Linked DNA regions of Homo sapiens: regions 2 and 3 are each linked to region 1. A link is a loop called in an ENCODE intact Hi-C map of the cell type or tissue named here. Cell type or tissue: endothelial cell of umbilical vein. All regions are shown on one strand. Links, peaks and the distances in the headings refer to the core of each region. The heading gives the core; the rest is flanking DNA.

What was found. Peaks named below come from ENCODE experiments on the same cell type or tissue, not always from the same donor. Only the 100,000 strongest peaks of a DNase experiment are listed, where the experiment ranks them.
Region 2: a loop joins it to region 1, with 10 times the contacts of the local background. A loop is called at or near these places in 10 of 110 quality-filtered maps.
Region 3: a loop joins it to region 1, with 5 times the contacts of the local background. A loop is called at or near these places in 8 of 110 quality-filtered maps.

What each region holds. Positions count from the first base shown.
Region 1 is chr5:128,535,185-128,540,924 of GRCh38, reverse strand. FBN2 (fibrillin 2) reads left to right here and starts at 2,680. Exons shown (of 65, transcript NM_001999.4): 1 at 2,680-3,575; 2 at 4,441-4,523. The coding sequence starts at 3,322. RefSeq lists enhancers at 1,854-2,354, 4,080-5,010. In endothelial cell of umbilical vein, for the core only: no CTCF peak of the experiment used is centred there; DNase peaks (open chromatin) are centred at 2,564 and 3,424; H3K4me3 peaks cover 2,860 bases; H3K27ac peaks cover 1,511 bases.
Region 2 is chr5:128,839,327-128,845,066 of GRCh38, reverse strand. All of the region lies in intron 4 of LOC105379168 (a long non-coding RNA gene), which reads right to left. Among named protein-coding and RNA genes, the nearest start is that of SLC27A6, 120 kb to the left of the region's middle. In endothelial cell of umbilical vein, for the core only: no CTCF peak of the experiment used is centred there; a DNase peak (open chromatin) is centred at 536.
Region 3 is chr5:128,672,622-128,678,361 of GRCh38, reverse strand. All of the region lies in intron 2 of LOC105379168 (a long non-coding RNA gene), which reads right to left. Among named protein-coding and RNA genes, the nearest start is that of FBN2, 140 kb to the right of the region's middle. In endothelial cell of umbilical vein, for the core only: a CTCF peak has its summit at 3,322 (motif pointing right); a DNase peak (open chromatin) is centred at 3,321.

The DNA of each region.
Region 1 (5,740 bases), core at 333-5,332:
CACTAAACAATAACTCATCCTTCCCATTTTCCTGGAGCTCCTGGTAACCTTTATTCTACTTTGTCTCAATGAACTGCCTAGTCTATCTGTACCTTGCTTTTTTTTTATTTTAGTAGACTGTATATGCTAGAGATCACTCTCTAAGAGCATACAGAGTTTCTCTTCATTCATATTTGACAGCTGCATAATACTTCACTGAATAGATGAAGTCATACACAACAGTTGCTTGTTCATGGGAAGTTTGTGTTTCTAGTCTTTCACTATTATAAACAGTGCTGCAAAGAACAGTCAAATGTATGCACCATTTCATTTTTTTTTGTCTATGTATCTTTTATATAGGTTCCTAAAAGTGGAATTGCTGGATCAAAGGGTAAAGGCATAGGCAATTCTAGAGCATTTAGATTTAATGTGATGGACAGGAATGAACCATGAAGCCACGTAAGTATTAAACAACAGCAACAACAACAAAAAAAGCAGATACAGGATGTTTTAAATGGTATGACTAAAACACTGCTTTAAACCAGGAGATAGTTACATTAGTTAGCTCTTTTAGTTTAAATAATTTTATTATTTGAAGCGAAGTACGTGAAAATAACTGTATTGCTCTTTCTCTGGATTTTAACAAATCGGTGTCTCACATGAAATTATGTAACTCTTATCTTTTCTTCTGCTTTATGAGAATACTGTAACAAGGGGTACTACCTTCAGACCCTTTGACTACATGGAGAAATAAAGGAGGGAGTTGTGCCAATTACTGGAGAATTTTGGCTGTCAAATAGCACATCTGGGCAATTTGGGCCAGAAATACATATATATGATATATGATATATATATGATATATGATATATATGATATATGATATATACGATATATATGATATATGATATATATGATATATACGATATATGATATATACGATATATATGATATATATGATATATGATATATATGATATATATGATATATATGATATATATGATATATATGATATATGATATATATGATAGATCATATATGATCTATCATATATATCATATATCATATATCATATATATGATATATATGATCTATCATATATATGATATATCATATATGATCTATCATATATATGATATCATATATATGATATATGATATATATGATATATGATATATATCATATATATGTTATGTGTATATATGTATATATGTACGTGTATATATATACACACACACACACACACACACCCTCCTATACATATTCAACATTTTCCCCTTTAAACTAAGGTTTTCTAGGCTTGAATAAACCAGACACTGCTCTTTTGTACTGTTTCGCAAACTGTGCTTGGATGGTCTCTCCTTGTTTTCAGGAGTGTTTGATTTTTAAATTGTGATATTCCACTAAATGAGAAATGACCAGGACTTCACAGAGATTTCATGAAAGGAGGGCCACAAAGGAAGAACCCAGAGCAGGCCGGTGAGAGGCACTCTAAGAGGTACAGAGGGTTGCACCAATTGCTAGGATTTAATCAATCAGAAGGGGTCCAAGCCAGGAAGCAAGGGCATGCCCCGAGCCTCATTTACCCGCCTTGTCACCACCCTGCCCGCTAGTACATTTCAGAGTCTCTAACCCCTCCCTGCATGCAAGCCCAGGCAGAGTCCTGCCAGGTTTCACACCAGAGCACACCCCTGCACGGACTCCCCAGGACCGCGGCGCCGGCTGGCTGCCTCGGCCCCCCGCGGCCGCGTGAGCTCCCTCTTGGTGGTGGAGGGCGCATTTCAATCTGGAAACTCCCAGCCCCTAATTTGGTCCCGCAGACTGACGCCGCTCCCGGTGGGGCGGTGGGGGTAGGAGGGCAAAGGGGAGGTCTCCTCCTTCTTGGATTGAGGCTGCAACCAACAGCCCCGTGAGCCTCTATTCCTGGCTGACTGCGAATCCCCCCATCCCAGGTCAGGGGCCGGGACCCTACAGAAAGACCCGTTCTCATCCTCAACCTTGCGGCCTCTGTCCGGCGGGGAAGTTCAGCTGCGGGTCAGTTCAGCTGCGGGTCCGGCCAAGCCTGGCGCGCTTAGGCACCCTAGTCCCTGGTCCGCGGCCGGGCGAGGACGGAGGGGGAGGGGAAGGGGCTGCTGCCTCCTTTCCCAAATCCGGTCCCTAATCGCCCCATCCCCCGCCGTCTACTCGCTTTGTACAGGCAGTCAAAACAGAGCTAGCGGCCAATTGACGGGGACGGGAAGCAAAGCCGCCTAGCGCCTCGCCCCCTCCAGCCGGCCCCCCGGGCCCCTCCTCTCGGCGCCCGGACCTTGGCCCTCCCTCTCCTTTCCCACTTCTCTCTTTGCCCTAACTTCGCCCCCATCCCCCGCTCATTTCCTCTCGCACCCGGGCTCGCCAATCCCTCTTTCCAAGTCCCTCTTCCAGCCCGGCCTTCCTCTCGGGTTCGCCCCCCTTCTCCCCAATCTCCGTCCTCTTCCCTCCCTTCGCCCTCCCCCCCTTCCTTCCTCTTCCCCTCACCCAACCCTGGTTCCCCTCGTTCCTCAGTCCCGATCTCTCCCTTACTCTGTCCCCGCCCACTCTGCGCCGGCCTCTCAGTCCGGGTTGAGCCCCACGTGTGGACGGCCGCGCCCCCACTGACAGCCGCCGCCCGCCGGCCCGCCCCGCGCCCCGCCGGGCCTCTAAAACCCCCGCGCCGCGCCCTCCACCGCCGCATCTTCTCCAGCGCCCAGCCTCCCGCCCTCTCTCTTGCTGGCCGCACGCCCCGGCCCCGCGCACCTCCGCCCGGCTCCGCAGCCGCTACCCGCGCTTCGTTGCCCTGTGGGACTCCGAGCGAGCCCGGAGGGAACCCTCCTCTTCTTCTGGGGGCGACTTTTGTTTGCTTGCCTGTTTCTTTCTGGTGACTTTTGCAGCTTTCCAATATCCGTCTTCGGAGCGCACGGGAATCCGCCGAGCTCTGCGTGCAGGCCCTTTTTTCTTTTGAGGTTCACATTTTTTGAAATTTTACGCCAGGGCTTTTGTAATTTCCTCCCCCGCCCGCTGACGGTCCTGGAGTCGCTCGGGGCTTTAGGCCGGTTATGCAACGTGTACCGCTCGGGGCTGCCGGCTGCACCTCCGCCGCGCCTCGCCGCTCACTGCGCTAGACCCGGCGCCCCGCGTCTCGCTTCGCGGGCAGTCAGGGGGCCGGCGCTCTGTCGAGGTCTCCAGCTAGAGCAGGGAGCCCGAGCCCGAGGGAGTCCCCGGAGCCGACGAAGGGCTTATTAGACCCTGACTCTTTTCTGAGGCGCGCAGATTTTGTCTTTGATCACTCCCTCTCCGCGGGTCTACGGCCGCGCGCTTTCGGCGCCGGCGATGGGGAGAAGACGGAGGCTGTGTCTCCAGCTCTACTTCCTGTGGCTGGGCTGTGTGGTGCTCTGGGCGCAGGGCACGGCCGGCCAGCCTCAGCCTCCTCCGCCCAAGCCGCCCCGGCCCCAGCCGCCGCCGCAACAGGTTCGGTCCGCTACAGCAGGCTCTGAAGGCGGGTTTCTAGCGCCCGAGTATCGCGAGGAGGGTGCCGCAGTGGCCAGCCGCGTCCGCCGGCGAGGACAGCAGGACGTGCTCCGAGGGTAAGTGGGCAAGCGGCTCCGCACCTAGGGCTCCGGCTTGGGGGAGGGGGGAATCCTCAGTTTGGCGGCTTTCTGGCCCACTCCGTCCCAGACCCTTTAGCTGGAGCCTAGAGCTGCAGCCCCCTTTGCCAGAATATCCAAAGACCCCCAGGAGCGCGTCCCCCTTTTCCTTCCCAACCCCGCAGCTCAGCGGGCGGAAAGCCCTCTCTCCGGGGGTTGGGCGGCGGGTGGTTAGGGGGTCCAGGGGTGCCGATCGCAGAGCGTGTGCAGAGCTCGCGCTGCGGGAACAGGTTCTGAATGTCCGGCGGCAGGCGGGCCTGGGTCCGCCTGCTGCAGGGGCCAGAGAAGCCTGCTTGCTCCCCACGTCGGGGCCGCCGCTCGTGAGCCTTTTGTTTGAGGACGTGTGCAGGGTTCACAGCTCACCTTCTCATCGTCAACCCGAGCGCTCCACCTTGCGACGCGCTTTCCTTGACACGTCGGGGCCAAAGTAACAGTTGACCAAGGAGGAATGGATTTGGGAAGGAGGGCAAGGATTCTTTGGAACGGAATGGTCCCTTTGTTCTCTGCATCTGGAAGCTAGAATAGTAGCAAATTATATGTTTCCATGCCTCTTTTCGCCCTTTAAAAAGGCAGGCAAGGGACGACAGATGAAAGGCAGTGTTTAGACATTTCTGACCCTCCTGCATTCCAGCATCTAGCTCTTTTGCTTCCACGTCTGCCTCCCGATCTCCAATAATTTGAAGTGTAATTTTGATTTGTTTGTTGTCCTGAAATCTACTCGCTCGGGGCATTGCTTACGAAGACCGTTTATATGTTGCTGCATCCCTCTACCTATCTGTTACGTGACCGCGCTTGTCCATCACAGGCCCAACGTGTGCGGCTCCAGATTCCACTCCTACTGCTGCCCTGGATGGAAGACGCTCCCTGGAGGAAACCAGTGCATTGTCCGTGAGTGCTTGGCAGGGATCGCAGCTTGGGGCAGCGCACTCGGCCCTATCTCCGGCCGACCTCTTGCACTCAGCCATTTGGACGCATAGTTGCGTTTAAAATCAAGTGATCACATTGCACTGATAATCGGGACGCGGCCCCATTTGAATAGTGGGGAAGACTCAACCGGTTTGAGTCAGTTCAGACTTCACTTCTAGACTCTGTTGAAGGGCAATAATGATAAAGATTTCAAAGATAATTGAAAGTTTTATCTTTCTATGTCTATTAATACAAATTGGAAGAGGGGAGGAGTAGAGCAATTATCTAGATAACTCAAAACCACTTTTTCTGTAAAAAATCCAGATGAGACCACATGTTATTATGCAAATTATCAGGCTTTTAACTCTGCTTGAGGTTTGGGCCTTATGAAGATCAAGATTTCTTAGGCATTTATATAAAACCACTTTCTTATTTCTGGTTTTATATCAACAACCACATAACCTAGATACGAAAGGAGCATTCTCGCGGATTTAGTGTTGACCTAAGTTAACAAACTTTTAAAAGACAGAACTCTTACAAAGGGGCTTGAGTTTTTTTTTTTTTTTGCTTTTTGGAAGACGTTTAAATTTAGGGTTTCCAGACCCTGAACCTCAATAGTGTGCAGTAGATTTCCAAAGTATGAATCTTAGACCTTGAAAAATTCTGTATCTCTGACCTTAAAAGTTTTGATTATTTTATTCTGTTTCCAAAGTGTATAACCAGTTCTCCAAGTTCTAATTGGAGAGCTCATTAGTTATCAGCCTCACAGTCACGGACTCTGGGATGTCTTATTTCATATGCCTGTAAATTTGTGACTTGCAGTGTGACTGGCCTTCTCCTGTGTGTTTATGTAGCACAACCACATTTGTCTTGTTGGAAGGAGAGCCAGGTATCATAGACAGCACATTCATTTAGAGCCAGTCTTGACTTTAGATTGACCTCCATGTTCTCCAGGGAGAAAATAATTATGCAACTGTGAACAGAGAAAAAGGGCAAGGCACACTAACCAAGGGATAATAAGGATGTAGTGGCATTTCTAACTCTGTATTTATTGGTTTTGTGGTTTTGAGATAGATGCTTAATGTTATTTCTGGGCAGTTTTTAAAAAAGAGATGAAATCTCCAGTGTCATAAAGACTAATTTCTTCTTATTTTTTCTACCTTAACATCCCACTATTTCCAATGGCAAAAATAGGAAAC
Region 2 (5,740 bases), core at 389-5,388, 300 kb before region 1:
AAGATATTATGATGGTGGGCTCAACAACAACGGGGATAAGAACAGAATTGCATTGCATAACTATGAAGAAGACCCTAGTATGATGATCATTAAAAAGTATTTTAGGTGCAGAGAACATATAGTATTGAATTATTTCTTTAAGTAATTGGATTATTTGCCACTTTTACTCTCAGCTGTGAGAAATAATCGGCAGTGTTTGAAATGACACCATCTCTGCAGGACTGTCAATAATTATATAGGCTGTCTGGTGATTTTGCCAAGTTTTATGATGATTCCCATGAAGACAAATACAAGATTCATATTAAAGGGATGTTTTATGCTGTGCAAAAATTGACCCTGAATGACCTTTAATATAAACAGTTAGGGTATGGTATGGACTCCAAAAAAATCTCTCTGCTTTATTGTAAATGTATGCTAACATAAACGACACTATAAGATACTAGCATTAGGATAGCAATTTGATTTGTGTGTCTTTCAAGCACCCTTTTTCTTTTTGTAGAACATATCAAATACTTATTTATCCATTAGAGGGCAGTCTTCCACAAATTTTAATTCTGACATCACTTGGAAAATTTAAATGGTCAATTTACTGACACAATAGTCTCTCAAAAGCCTTAGAATTTTTTCATTATTTCAAAAATTATTTATTCATAATTTTGAAGACACTACACATTAAGTCTTCATATAGAATGTAAATTCCAAGAGCACATTACATATGTTTGTTCATTTATGTGGTATTTGTGGTAAGTGATCACAAATGTACAAAATATTTGCACCATTAAGCTGATACTGATAAGGCTATGTAATAAAATGTTAAGGCTTCAATTATTTTTTGGGCTTTGGAAACTCTTTCTTGTCTTCAGATTTTTACTGGTCCATCTAAATATTTTATCTTTTTTTATTTTTCTGTATTCTAGGCACAGAGAGAGCAGCCTACAACTCTCTGTAGTACAGTATTATCAAACCAAAGAAAACTAATGCATAAGGAAGGTTCTAGAAGGAAACATTCACTGATGTAGTGATGACCTCCAGACAGAAGTATGTTTAAGGAAAGGTAAAGGAAAACTTGCACTATTAGCTTTCCATATTTTTGTAGTTTGAATTTGATATAACAAGAATATGTTTGTATAAAATGATGAACCGAGTGGCATCTTTCATTTCAAAAATGTTATTACTTCAGTTAAACCTTATAGCTCTCTTTTCATCCCAAAGAAATTGTTATAAAGGTATTTTTGAGGGAAACATTCTGTATACAATCACAGATATTGGATTTAGAAGCAGAAGACAAAGAATAAAATAAATGTTGGCATTTGGGAATTTTTACTATTGGTATTGTTAAGTAGTTTGGGGGATTTTACAATTTAAAGATAGTAAGTCTCCAGTGAACAAAGATTTTCACCATTCCTAGTTCTACAAAAAAGTGTTTTTTAACCTATAATAAATTTAATACTTGGAACAGAAAATATTACAGAAATAAGAAAAACTTTACAACATAAAATTAAAGGCAAAAACTTTGACTTTTTACTCCAAGTAGAAGTTCATATGCAGATAGTTATTCAGTACTTATTCTAGATACTCAATTAAAAAGGAATTCAATTAAATAGGAACAATGATTGATTTCTGCAAGCTCCTTAATTCCATGAGGTAAATTCAAAGCACATATCCTGTCTACTCCATTGTTATGCCCTTCACCACTTCCCAAATCTTTCCACATTTTATTCATGCCCACAACCATCTTAGTTTTTGATTAGGCTTTAGGAGATGCACTAATAGGCACATCTAACCATCTGATATTTTCGCTTTCCAGATTCTATTCATGAACTTGAAAGCTGGGGGATCTTTTTTAATGACTGGAAGTAAAGAGGAGCATATGCTTTCTGAGAAGTTTCCTTTTCTAACTGAATGATTTGGTCCTCCAGACTTCTGTCTGTAATAGGGCTGAAAGAGCAAGTTCCCAAAAGTTAAGCTATCTCTGGTCAAAGACCTCAGTTATTTGGAGCATTTACAAATGGTAGCCTGGATTACTTCTAAGAAATTAATAAATAGAATATAATTCTTTTTCATATTTGTAGAGTCATCCAACAATATTAACTTCACTCTCTACTCATGTCTCAAATCTATGAGTAATGTACACTTTGTTTGTTGGGACAGAACTGGTGAGTGAAAATGGCCAAAAGGGAAATCTGTGGCTTGGGAAATTCTGTGAGTTTGATGGCTTAATAGCAGTATGAGATAACAAGTCTAGACTATATAAATTGAAATGCTATTATATGCTTTAAAACAATGGGAAGATCTGGAAAATGCATTTACCTAATTCATTTCATGCCTGTGCAAATACCAGAAAACTTATCTGCAGGATAAATGCAAATCGTAACACTCATGCATTATTATCATTATTTCCGAACGTTTGATCCTCAAAATTAATTAATTCACCCCATTAGTTTGTCTTTTTAAGCCCACAAACAACAGTCTTTAGTTTCTTCTTAATTAGGTTGGCTGGTGTGAATTGAGCCAGTTGAGTGCTGGTGTTATCCACTCAGCTGACCTGAGTTTGATATCAAAACTGTGCCAGAGTTGGGTGAGTTTCTCAAGAAAAATAAATACCTTACTTTCTGCCAGGCCACAAGGTGGGGCATTAAGAATATGTTGACATATTACATCTTGAGAAATGTACAAAAACCTAAGAACTGAGCAAGAAGAGGAAACTGAGGCCTTTTGGGGTTGACAGGTCATTGGGCTCCCTCCAATGTTCCCACTCCCACAGAACTTTTTCAAACCATGACCACTCTCAAGTTCTCCTAGTCTTGCCAGCTCTCACTCAAAGAAAATGGCCTCTCCTGTTGCTTCCTTGGGAACAGTTTTGTTGGCATGAACTCCCTCAAGTTGTCTCCTTTCCCGCTACAAACTTAACCTTATGTTTTCTAAGTCTCATCTCCTTTTTCAAAAGGAGGCCTGCCTCCACCATTTCTCTAGTCTCTCAGTATGTGATCTTCATCCCATCCTCTTCTATCCAATTACTCCTTCAGAACCTTGTTTCATCAATTATTATCCTACTTTCCCTTAACACAAGATCATATTCAAATTTTTTGCTTCAAACAAATCCCCAAACTTTCCTTGGTCACCCATATTCTTTAAAAATTGTCATCAACACATAAACATCTTACCTCTTTAAAAATCTTCTTGAGTAAGTAGCCTACATTTCCATTCTGTTATCTTGACTTCAATCTACCACCACCAGCTATGATCTTATTACTCCTGAATTTTTAATGGAAAATTACCCTTGTAATGTTTCCAATGCATAGTTGAATCAGTCCGTTCAACACTTGAAATTTCTGCAGTATCTGACCCTGACCATACCTGAAATTATGTCTGTGAATGAGTCTGTGACATCACACTCCTGCCTATTTCTCAGACTTTTTCTTTAATGGTTCCTATTTTTCTCCCAATATAGTAAACTTTAGGGTACATCAGAAGCACCTGGAACATAGGTTGCTAGATTCCAACCAAAAGTTTCTGGTTCACTAAGTCTCGGGTAGGGCCTGATAATTTGCATTTTGATTCTGATGCTGCTAGTCTAAGAGGCCCACATGTTGAGAACCACTGCTTGAAACAGATATATTCAAATTTTTTAATCTGCTTTGCTTCTATTTTATACTTTTAATTAAGAGAAACTACCTATTTCCATGCTTCATCTGTTACTTGTATAAGAATGATGCCTCCCAACTCTATGTGAAAGGCCCAATCATATCCTCTCCTAAACTCCTCACCCAGGTTGCCTACTACCTCTGCTTAAATTATAGGGACCCTCAGAATCAACATGCCCAGTATGGTACACGTTGTGTCCTACATCCCAAATGGGCTTCTCCATTTGTGCACTTATTCCTACGTATCATAGGCATCAACCCACCTGCACAAGGCAAAAAACTTGGAGTCAGCTAGACTTCCCTGGCCCTCAATCCTTTTCACCTCACATGTAATGATTCACAAGTTTTTCTTGCAAAACATGTAATGGTTACAGATAGAATCCTGTCAATTCTACCTCCAATATATTCCTCAGCTTGGGTTTTCTCCAGTTTTTCTTGTTTACTATATCACAAATGCATTCTACTTTGATTCTCTGCTTTCATTATCTCCCATCCTGTTCTAAAATTCATCTTTGTAAAATTAATATCAGATCATGTCATTTACCCCTTATTCAAAAACAAAACTTTTAATGACTCTGTATTATCTACAGTATAGAGATACAGTGACTTAGTATGACATTCAATATTCTTGATAATCTAGCCCCCACCTAACTTCATCTTATGGTTTTCCCTCTTGCTTCCTGATTTATGGTTATGCCTGACCACTACCACATCCAGAATCAATCACATAGAGTTCATTCATGTCTATATGCATGCTGGATTCTTTCCTTCTGCATGTCATCCCAATTCACCAGCATTCACCTGTCTTCTGACTCTCAGCACAATTAACTGCTTTCTCTTAGACTCTCATGCCATTTTATCCATATATCTTTTAGAGTTCATTCCACCTGGTATTATGGGCCTTTGTACATACATCAGGCTACATTGCCAGGTTAAAACTCCTTGAAGGTCTGAACTGTACATCAGTTATGTTTGTATCCATAGTGTACAGCACAGTTCTTGGCAGACTGAAGGCTTGCAAGAAATATTTAGTTGAATTGAAGCTCTGTAGTCAAAAAAACTTCATAAATTGGATAGGCAAATACCCATGAGACCTGGATTTCTAGCCAATGTGGCTGGTACTTGGATTTCCATTTCTCTTTCCACAGCATTCCCAGAGCTGGAGTAAATGCTCAAGTGCCACGGGGGTGCCCTAACTTGGATTTCCTAGTGATTAGCTCCAAGAGCATGTTCTAAACTAGTTTTGTATATTGTATTTCCTGAAGCCCTAACTCTTCAACTTCGTTTTGTCTGTTGAGATAGAACACCTGCCTGTGCTATTATGGTAGAGCCATGACGGACCATCTCTTGTGTAGTTCATAATTCTACCATAAAGACAATGTTAGCCTACCATTTACATTTCTCAAGTGACTCCACCTATCTGTGCCTCAGTCTCCTCACTTCTAAAACTGGTGTAACAACAACCTCTACCTCATAGTCTCTGGCCTGGGCTTCTCACCTAGACTCCCTGGATTCATTCTCTCCCTCTACCATTTGTGAATATTTAAATGAGTTAATTTAGATATTAAATATTAAACGAGTAAATGTATATTAGGTACTCAATAAATAGTAGGTATTTATTGTAACTATGTAAATAGTAACTATGTTAGATCTATTTTGAAACTATTCGAAGAACCAATAGCACAGAACTCCAAATATTAAAGTTTCCAGGGTGTGGACACTTTATGTTACAGTGTCTATATTTTATCTATAATCCAAGCTTACCCAACCCATGACCCAGGCACCACATGCATCTCAGATGGCTTTGAATGTGGCCCAACACAAATTTGTAAACTTTCTTAAAACGTTAAAAGACTTTTTTTGCAATTTGTTTTTTAGCTCATCAGCCATCATTAGTGTTAGCATATTTTACGTGTGACCAAAGACAATTCTTCTTTCAATGTGGCCCAAGGAAGCCAAAAGATTGAACACCCCTAATTATCATTAGAGATACAAAATTATTTTTAACAATTGGACCTGGAATCTCTGAAAATGTCTTTCAGCTCTTTAAATACTAAAAATGTGCCTTATTTGTCTTATATAAACTGACTTTCTAT
Region 3 (5,740 bases), core at 389-5,388, 140 kb before region 1:
AAGTTATTATAATATAATAGAAATGTACAAACACCACAAGAGATGAAGGGATTTAGAGGAAAAAGAAAATTCCCATAACCCAAGAGCTCTGAAAATTCTGAGGAAAGGAGCATGATTTTTTTTTCCCTGGGAGCATCAGGAGAGGTTTTATGAAAGGATAGCCCAAATCTGATGTTGGTCCAGTACAAGATTAGAGAAGACGAAGAAAGAAGATGCCCAGGCATTCCAGGTGAGGTTAACAATATGCACAGGTGGGAGGCAGGGCCTGAAAGGGCCTGTTTGTGGACTTGCAAGTAGTTATGGACACAGGAAAAGAAGATGGGGAGATGGCATTCCCAAGGAGGTGGTAATCCATGAATGCCACACACTAATGCAGTTTCATGCAACTTTCTTTCAGCATGAAAGAATATGCCCCAGAAAATATTTGACAGACAAATGGCATGATCAGATTTGTGCCTCAAGAAAAATAAGTGACATTAATATTTGAAAAGAATTGAAGAGAGAGGCCTGGAGTTAAGATGGGTTGGTGCTATATTTGACACATAAAGTGCATCACTTTTTAACACCTACCTCCTCTTTATAACAAACTTATTTTCAGTAATAAACATAAAATGAGATAAATAAGGACAATGGCTAGAAAAGAAATGGAACCATTAAGATTTTCTTTTCTAAAACTTTACAATGTAATTATACCACTAAAAAAATTAAAAACAAAATCAGTAAAAGAGAGCAATATATAGTATGTATTATGGTATACACTTGTAAATGTCTAAAATATTTTTGGAAAAAGAGAAAAATCTTATACATGCATGTTTATTTGACACAATAATGAATATTAACATTACAGTTTCTGTTAAAAGCCTTGATTTCTGCAACTTTATCAAAATCAATAGTTTTTCATATTCCTGTTCCATAGCAAATATAGCTATATTTATCAATCTCTCTTCATTCAAAGTTGACTAAAGAACATGTTTTGTTAATTTTAAGTTTCAAAATTTTATTTTATCTGAAGCAACCAATATACTACAGGTTGTTTCAAACAGTCTCAGACATAAGTTTGGCAGAGAGTCATAAAAATCCTATTTCACAATAATTTCAGAAAATTTAAATGCAAATAACTCTTAATGGTCATGAAATGGAATTAATTCAAATTCTGCTTTTTTATCTTCACAGACCTTGAGTTATAATTGTTCATTTCAGATCAACTGTTTAAATGCAGGAATAGGTAGTACTACAAGATCGGAATACTTGAATCACGCCTGGAACATGCTTGCATACTTCCAACCTGCTATGTATGTTCTCTGTGGGCAAAGACTGAATCTGTATGTCAGGGGTAAGCTGTATAACTGAAAGTTCTCTGGATTAATGCCTATGTACAATACAGTGTTTATTGAAAGTGTATTCATCAGTTTTCATGTTGCTAATAAAGACATACCTGAGACTGGGTAATTTATACAGGAAATAGTTTTAATGGACTCACAGTTCCACATGGCTGGGGAGGCCTCACGTTCATGGCAGAAGGTAAGGAGGAGCAAGTCATCTCTTACATGAATGGCATCAGGCAAAGTGAGAACTTGTGCAGGGAAACTCCCCATTATAAAGCCATCAGATCTCATGAGACTTATTCACCATCACGAGAACAGTATGAGAAGGACCCACCCCCATGATTCAATTACCTCTCACTAGGTACCTCCCTCAACACATGGGAATTGTGGGAGCTACAATTCAAGATGAGATTTGGGTGGGGACACAGCCAAACCTTATCAAAAGGTAGGTAACATAAATGTGCTGATTTTAAGCTACTATAAATTGATGTTACTGTTGAAACTCAACAACAATAGCAGCTATTCTTTAGAACATATACCAAAAAAGGATTTTTTAGAAGAGAAGCATTTTATCACTGACATTATTTAGGGTTATAAGTGCAGGATATAATAACAAACAAATGTTCTTTCAGTTATTTACACAGTTAACTTTAAATTCTCTGTAATTTAAAATGCACTATTTTATTACCTGTAACCAACGAGATGGTTTCTTCTAGCCTGCCCTTGAATCTTCCACAGAGAAGGGAAAGGAAAATGGTAACTGGCATTTTAAAGTATCAACACTGTGCCAAACAGGGTGTTAGATTCTTTGAAGAGATTATTATTTCTCCTTTTTAAGATGCATATTAAGATCAATTGCCAAAGATCACACAGCAAAGTAAGTGGTGAAACTGGAATTCAAACTGAGGTTTCTCTGACTCCAAAACATATAATATCTTCAATCTACCACATTGTTTCTTTACAGAGGATGGGAGGGAGATAAGTTTAAGGCTGTGGCAAAATTTGGATGAGATGTAATTGAGCTTGGGTTTTGGCAGTGTCAGGGGAATGCAGAGAAAAGCATGGTGGGAGGTCATATTGCAAGACCAGATGGACCAAATCTGGCAACATATTGGATGTGGGAACATGACAGATGATAAAATCCAAGTTTTGAAGCCTGGGGAAAGCACAGACAGGCAACTAAGACACTAACAACTAGCAGTTGCCAAAATCTGACTGAAATTACAGTGAGATATGGAAGTATCTACCGACCAGGACCCTTATTAGAGACCTATATGTGCAGAGTTAACACTTTGATAAGCTGCTTGGTATTGATAGGTAATGTTGTCTATAAACAGTAAATGATCACAAATTGCTTTCTAAGAATGGGGAATTGACTTACTCATAGAACTTTCACTTTGCTGAGTAGGAAATGCAAGTTTGGAGGCAGAGCTGAATTGCTCAGGAGGGCAGAGATGTGGCTAAGGTAGCTATGATCCTCAGTGCCATGCATCATGACTTGCCTTTGTAAGCTCAGTCTCTTTTCTAAATAAAGAATAAAAAATGTTTTTCAAATATAATGGCTTGAAGTGTCACCAAATTACTAGCTTTCAAAGTGCCCCTACATACTATAAGGGTAGTATTGCTTGAAAAATAATTTAGATGATAGATAGACAAACAGACAGTGAGAATAAAGTAGCAGGTTTTCAAGAGCCAATCTGCAGTAATTCATGTAGGCTCACAGCAATTTAGGGCCACTCTGTTCATGCCATTTGGATTAATGGCATTTTTCTCAGGCAACATTAATTCACAGGATACTTCTTTCTGATACTTACATTTCTTTTCTTATGTGGGTGGGATCTTGTTTCTTTTCTTCTTATCTATTATTGCCACTGGCCTTTACTGATAAGAATACAGTAGGTTGTATTTACCTTCCTAGCAATCTACTGGTTGAATTTCCATGGAGCCCCACTAACGACCTGCAGGGAGGAAACTGTACTGACAACAACTGCCACTATGGGGCAGCAGGGAGCTATATCCCTGCATATCTCAGAGTATCATTGATTTCACAGTCCTAGGAGGAAACACACATTCGATAACTAGTTATAGTTTTTTCCCCCCCAATACTTTTATATGGTCGATTCTTATATGATAGGTATGTTTGGCTGCCTCTAAGTCTTTATAAAAAAATATCTATTCCTACTCTACATAAAAAGAAACTTAAATACCTCGAATCTTGGTCTTTAATGACATTTACCAATGTGACTAGATGGTCTGTATCAATCATTCACAGGATCCTGAGAATCATTTAAATTTTGAAAAGTTTACTCTTTCCCACACCTGAAACATCACATTCTACTTTTGGTCAGTAATAGCTAACATTTCTGGAGCTCATATGTGCCACACACAGTTCTAGGCACTTTACATGCATTGGCTTATTTACTCTTCACAACTCTCTGAGGTAGCTTTGGTTTTGAACCTTTTTACATATGAAAAAACTAATTACAGAAGACAAAACAGTCCAAAAAGCATACTATAGCTAACAAGGAAAGCATGGATTTGAACCCAGGTAGTGTTGTTTGGCCCTAGATCCCATGCTCTGAACCAACATTCATTTCACTCATAAAATCTGAGGCAGACTTTCATAATAAAAATATGACTTAAAAATTAAAATGTAATGAACTTCATTGTACCATGAAAGCCTAGAGGGTGTGACAGGTCTACAAAAATCACAAATTCTGAGATGATTCAGCAAGACCCATCTCTAAAATATGGAGCGAACTAAGAAAGACAGGAAGGAAAAAAACTACTTTGAAAGGGTTAAGGATTCCAGAAGGCTGTAATAGCAGGTTTGCAATCAAGGGCCACCATAAAGAAACAGCAGGAGGCGGGGAGGTAATCTTGGTCATGCTGTGAGTGCACAAGTCTTTAGTTTAGAATTGTGTCAAACCACCCAGAAAGCTGTGTTTAAACTTTGTTCCATTTCAGAATGGACATGGTATTTTTTTCTGAAGCCAGAAACTGAAGATCAACTTAAAGCACTTGATTCAATAGAACCTCGCTGAAAAGTTGGAAAGGGTTTTTGCTAAGAGGTTTCAGTCAGGATAAGTCTATTTTTCATCATAAAATAAAATACAAATTATCCATACCATTTAGCAGCAAAAAGCTTTTGAACCCACCTCCCAAGTAAAACCACAACATTCTTCAATTCTGCTTTCTGGTAGGTCAATCAATGTGGCAAAAAAAAAAAAAAAAAAAAAGTACATGTTTAATACCTCAATGTGCCACTGCCTGAGTCCCTTTACCCATTTGGAAGAGAGATTCATTTCGGCTATCCATGCTCTTTTGTTCATGTCTGTGGGCATAACTGGATTTTTTTTCAGGTGCAGGAAAGTGTCTCTGGGGAGCATAGTTTGTGCAATTATGTGTTTCCAAGCAAGAAAGCCAAATTGAGGTTTGGAAGAGCTACACAAAAATGATGTTGGTAATAATTTCCATGGCAAGTTGATCCAATCTGAAAATGGGATTTTATTTTTGTGTATCCTATGTCTTTTAACCAACCTTTCTGAATCCTGATTGATTCATGCAAATCTATGAAAGATCAGGTTTTTTCAGGATGTAGAGTCAGAATAATACTCATTATTTAACCCGCTACAAAGAACACTAATATTTGGCAATTCTGCTCTTACGGAGTATCATTTCTGTTAAATAAGAAAAATCTGAGAAAGGGGAAAATGTAGAGGTTTCCCTATTTCTCCAGGAAATAGACTTCACCCTGAAAGCTGAAATCCTATGCTCATTGTTTTCTACTGAGGACTAGCTGAACAGCAATAGTAGACTTATCTCAGTCACGTGCTGCTATGAGAGTAGCAGCCAAACACCTCTCAGGGGAATCAATATATAAATTTTTGTTTTTAAAAAGTTTTTTTATGACAGCAGACAGCTGCCTTCTGTCTATTTAATAAAGTTGTTTCTATTTAAAGCAAAGATAGAAGTTAGGTAACTATTGAAGAAATTAACTTTCAAAGCACGTTTTCTAATTAACTTTTCTGCTAATGATGACCTGGAGCCTTTTTGTAGATTTGGTTTCATAAGCTTTACTTTATATCTGTCTACCTATGGAAGCATCAATTCTCTTACTCTCTCTGAATGCTAACTGGATCCAATAGTTCCCTAGCTTGTCTCAAACAAACCTGGTTCCCCACAATCCACAATGTCAAGACTGCTAGTTTCTCCCCAGTTTTTCCCCTTGAGCACATCTGACTGGTTTTACAAAGGGAATCACAACACGCTGTCCTTTCTGTCCCAGCTTGCCCAGAGCCCTAAATTTGGGTGAAAGACATTTATTTTACAACTGGAACTGTAAAGAATCCAAACCCTTATTCTTTCTGACTAAACATATTCTTCTCAGATGCATTAAATATTTTCAAATCTCA